Regions from separate parts of the Homo sapiens genome. Here region 2 is linked to region 1. The links are chromatin loops, found by intact Hi-C in ENCODE. Cell type or tissue: endothelial cell of umbilical vein. All regions are shown on one strand.

What was found. Hi-C counts contacts between places; a loop is a spot of excess contacts. Peaks named below come from ENCODE experiments on the same cell type or tissue, not always from the same donor. Only the 100,000 strongest peaks of a DNase experiment are listed, where the experiment ranks them.
Region 2: it touches region 1 in a loop (8-fold over the local background); 1 of 110 quality-filtered maps calls a loop at or near these places.

What each region holds. Positions count from the first base shown.
Region 1 is chr1:200,230,743-200,233,242 of GRCh38, reverse strand. No RefSeq gene overlaps it. Among named protein-coding and RNA genes, the nearest start is that of LINC00862, 140 kb to the left of the region's middle. In endothelial cell of umbilical vein, no CTCF peak of the experiment used is centred here; a DNase peak (open chromatin) is centred at 1,212.
Region 2 is chr1:199,690,646-199,693,145 of GRCh38, reverse strand. No RefSeq gene overlaps it. Among named protein-coding and RNA genes, the nearest start is that of NR5A2, 340 kb to the left of the region's middle. In endothelial cell of umbilical vein, no CTCF peak of the experiment used is centred here; a DNase peak (open chromatin) is centred at 1,435; H3K27ac peaks cover 1,877 bases.

The sequences.
Region 1 (2,500 bases):
ATAAAAGCTTAATAAGATGATACAGGTCAAAAGCTTTGTAAAGTTTGCTATAAATTGTAGTGAGGAATTGAGCAAGATGTAATTGGATAAGAAAATGTAAATGAAACTTGTACAAGTGTGGCAGAGTTGATGGAGAATATTGAGAACAAGGCCCCTCTTGACCATCTCAGTGGTATTTTTCTAAACAGGTGTCTGACCCTTAAGTGCAGGGGCTTTGACTCCAGTCAGCCCCTTATCACTGATGGGTTAATATATTGTTACCCATCGGTTTTTTTAATGTCATTAAAATTCATCAGATACAGTTTATGGGTGCAGATCAGATAGGACAATCAGTGTGTTTGCTTTTCACTCAATTTTCAGGTTGTGCTTGTGGTGATGTTGTCCAATGCCATGTTAAAGAATAGTGTAAATGCTCTTTTGTTAACCAGCTACTGTTCAATTTCTAGTACCTGTAATTGATGTAGTATTGATTTGCTTTAGATTCTCTGAATAAATGCAAATACATTTCATTTTTATATGATACTATTTCTTTTTTGAATGATTGCTATGCTTTTCACTTTCCTAATGTATCTTTTTAAGATTTTCAAAAGTGTATTTTCTTGCAATGGCATTGAGAGTGATATCAATCCTAGCATTCCTTTTTTTCTTCTTATTAAAAAGTGATGCTGCTCTCTTTAAAGATTGTTGGATAGCGTCTGTCATTGATTTAAATTTTATTGCTCAACAGTGTACACTGTACCTAATCGATGTCTTTATAATCAATTTAACATGAAATGTCATGCACCAACTAATAATATTTCTTACACACACAAACTAATGATATTTCTTACAACTGTTGTTTCTGAGGAGGTATGAAAAAGGTTTGTTAAAGCCAATTCCATGTGAATTTGTTTGCCATAATCTTTCTTGATTGTCACATAAACTTTCTCTTTCCCTTGGTGAAATTTAGGATATCGTAATATGGATGATTTCAGAATCTGTTCTCTGATCTGCAAAAAGCAGCTAATTCCTATTCTAGTTTAAGAGACCCAGACTTAAGTGAGACTGAGAGGGAAAAATGACTCAGGCAAAAACATTTTCAAATAGCAGCCTTATAATTTAGGCTACCAGTAAATTACTAGGAAGTTGTGCAACTGCTATTTAATGGACATGAACTAATTATAGCCTAAGAGTGGTGAGTCTCATCCTGCGGATATACAATATAATTCCTTTTAGAGAAGCAATAACATATTGTTCATAACATGCCATATTAGCTTATATACCCAAAATTTCAAAGAGATTTCTCAAAAAGGGGTATGGCAAAGAATTAGCATGTAGCAATCTGAGCTTTGGACTTTGAACTATTCTTTGGTAGCTCTTTTGTAAATGGATTCACATAACTAAAAGTTCTGAGCCACAATTCTCTAGTCTCCAATATTTTTATCTATAACAACCACTTTTATTTACAAATGACAGCAATAATTACAATAGTCACCAATGATTAAGCCTTTTCTCTTTTGCTAAGGGCCTGATACACCTTGGCTCACTTAGCCCTGCCAATAACCCTGAAAGAGTATTATTCCATTATTTTATAACCGATGGAAAAAATAGTAGCTCTGAGAGGTTAAGGAACTTGGCCAAGTTCACACAGTAAGTGGAGGAGTCTGGATTCAAACCCCGGTCAGTCCATGCAGTATCACTCATTTCAGCTTGGGATGGGTAATTATAATTGTACCATTACTAGTTCAGGGGTTGTGACAGTGACTTTTCCTGTGCCTTGTAACTTTCAAGGGTTTTGGATGCTTTTGGAGGGATAAAAGGTTTCCTCTTAAGCTCCAAAAGTGATGTGTTTTGTAATCTTGATCAAAGATTGTCCTCAGAGCAGGAGTTTCATGCCATTGTATCTCCTGGGTGCTGCTCCAGGTCTTGGAACCTGTGGACAGGTTCCAAGAGGAGAAAGGTTTCTAATGTCTCCCTAGTGGAAGGCATATGTATCTAGATATTGCATTTATGTCTCACAAAATCCAGGAAATACCTAGGAGTACAAATTTCTGAACCTGTTGGTTGATTTGAGATACTCTGGTAAAACTCAAGTCCTTTTGGCTCCTGTAAGAACTCAACTTCTCCATAGTTCTTCTTGCTAAGAAACTTGTCCATTCTAGACATCGATCCTTGTCAGGAATTGAGATTCCTTTTTGCTTCTTTGGGTAGATCCTCACTTCTTTATGTGCTCAGGTACAGGTAGAAGATCCTTTCTCCAAGGAGTGCTCCCCTTCTACCAGGTCAGCTCCTCAGCCATCACCTGGACAGCTGCTGAATGTCACCTAGAGTTTATTCCTTCCTTTCAGAGTGTAACAGCCTTAGTATACTCCAGGGTGACTTGGGTGTAAAAGAATGCAAAGTGAATAATGTTATTATCAGTAGGTGTCATGTAAACCTAGTGGTTTTTCTAGCTGATTTTTAAGCATGTCTGGAATTTTTCATGACTTTATTTATTTATTTATTATTTTAATTTTTGTAG
Region 2 (2,500 bases), 540 kb after region 1:
CTTTTTATTTCTAGATAATAAAGGTTACATTTTTAATTTTTCTTTTTAGCACTGATCTGATATATCATATTATTAATTATTTATCTTCTCATTTATTGTCATTCTTAGGCAGGGATTTTACCTCTTCACGCCTCTGTTTCTAGAGTTCAGAACTGTGTTTGACACATACATGCACAGAAGGCCATTAACAAATGTATTTTGAATGAATGGGAGAAAAAGCCACTCTCTCTTCATTTTGTCTGCTTTCTCCTTTTCTCCCTTCACTGGCTTTTTCCACATCTTGAATCCATACACAGAACCCGTTCTTCCACAGCTCTCCAGTTACCAAGTCCTAGTTCCAACCATGCTCAGAGGCTGAGTAGCTGTTTCTCAATCTGAATCTCAAATTCCCAGGTGAGAAATAAAATGGACACTGCTTTTATCAGGCCTATGTTCTGGTACAATCTGCCGTGGCCAAGGGATCAGAGACACAAATTATCCACTGAGATTGTTGCCAGCATCTACTTGTCAGGGAGGAGGAAGTAATTCCAGGAAAAGGATACTTGTGCATTGAGTGGGCACCAGGTATTCACAGTAGTTCAAGAGGCCTGAAGAATCCTTTCCAAATCATTTAAATTTCCCAAATACTTTATTTATTTATTTATTTATTTATTTGAAACCGACTCTCACTCTGTTGTCCAGGCTGGAGTGCAATAGCAAGATCTTGGCTCACTGCAGCCTCCACCTCCCAGGTGGAGCAATTCTCTAGCCCCAGCCTCCCAAGTAGCTGAGATTAGAAGCCCACACCACCATATCTAGCTAATTTTTGTATTTTTAGTAGAAATGGGGTTTTGCCATGTTGGCCAGGCTGGTCTCAAGCTCCTGGCTTCTAGTGATCTGCCTGCTTTGGCCTCCTGAAGTATTGGGATTACAGGCGTGAGACACCGCACCGGGCCAAATTTCCCAAATATTTTAAATGGATTCACAAAAAAGTGTCTTGTTCATCTTTGTATCCATAGCACCTAGAGAAGTTCCCAGGGGGCAGACCTCATGGTTTGAATTGTCTTTTTGCATTATCTGATGGTTTCTGGTGTTTACTAATACCTTTGTTCTATTGATGATCATGGTAAGAATAGGGAAATTTGGTTATTTGATAATGATGTAGTAAAAGAGAAAGATAAGTCAGGGTATTTACATGTATGCAGTTGTAAAGAGGTGGAAATAGTGTGTGTGTTGGCGGGGGAGATTTAAAACTTGACTTAGGAAAGAGCAATCCTTACTAAAATGTACAAATATACTTGGTGAGCTAATGTTTTTGATGCAAGGGCTTGACTACAGGATAATAGCTTACAAGTTGTCCCCTGCTGTTTGGTAATGTTAATGGACAGGAAGTGAGTAATGATTTATAAAGTGGTGTTGGAGCTGTAGTTAACAAGGCTCCCTGACCACAGTGCAATGTGCAGAAGGAAGCAGCAGTTACAGCTCGTGGAGGAGGGAAAAGGCTTTTCTTCATTGTTCCTACCTCATGCATTGTTCAGTTTCTAAGCTCCCTCCCCACTCCTTGTTTTTCCTGACAATACAGAGCCCAGGGATGACCTCTGAGGGAGGCTTTGTAGCAGGCCGTCAGATAAAATCCAGGATGCTCAGTTAAATTTGAATTTCTGCTGGGCACGGTGGCTCATGCTTGTAATCCCAGAGCTTTGGGAAAGCAAGGCAGGCAGATGGCTTGAGCCCAGGAATTTGAGACCAACCAAGGAAAGATGGGGAGATCTCATCTCTATAAAAAATTAAAAAAAATTTAGCCGGGCGTGGTGGTGTGAGTCTGTAGTGCCAAATACTCGGGAGGCTGAGGCAGGAGGATTGCTTTAGCCTAGGAGGTTGAGGCCACAGTGAACTGTGATTGCACCACCTAACTCTAGCCAGGGTGACAAAGCAAGACCTCATCTCAAAAAAAAAAAAATAATAATAAAATTCCAGATAAATAGTGAATAACTTTTTAGTGTAATTATGTTCCAAATATTGCATGGGGTAAACATATAAGAAATTATTTGTTATTTATCTGAAATTCAAACTTTAACTAGTTGTCTTTTTATTGACTCACTCTGGCAACTCTACTTACAGCCCACATTGCTTCATAAGAGGCTATTAGTTCATGCAGATGCAAAAGTTCCTTTAGTTCATTCCTAGAAACCTGGGGACAAGACAGACCTGCCAAAGAATAGAGGCTTAAAACCAAGCTGAGGGAGAAAAAATGCTGTTGTTATTAAATGCTCTGTGTTGATGTGATAGTTTAAAAGAGTGACACTATTTATGTGCCTGTGTTGGGAATGTGTGGACTATTTTAAAAAAGAAAAATCACTCTACATTTAGAAGAGAAAACCTGGAAAATCACAGAATGAATGAGCCAGCAAGAACTGAAGATTCCTAGTTCAGGCTTCCTCATTTCACAGAAAAGGGAACTGAAATAACAGAGTTGAAATAGTCTTGCAGGCAGACCTGAAAAATCCAGGTGATATCATTT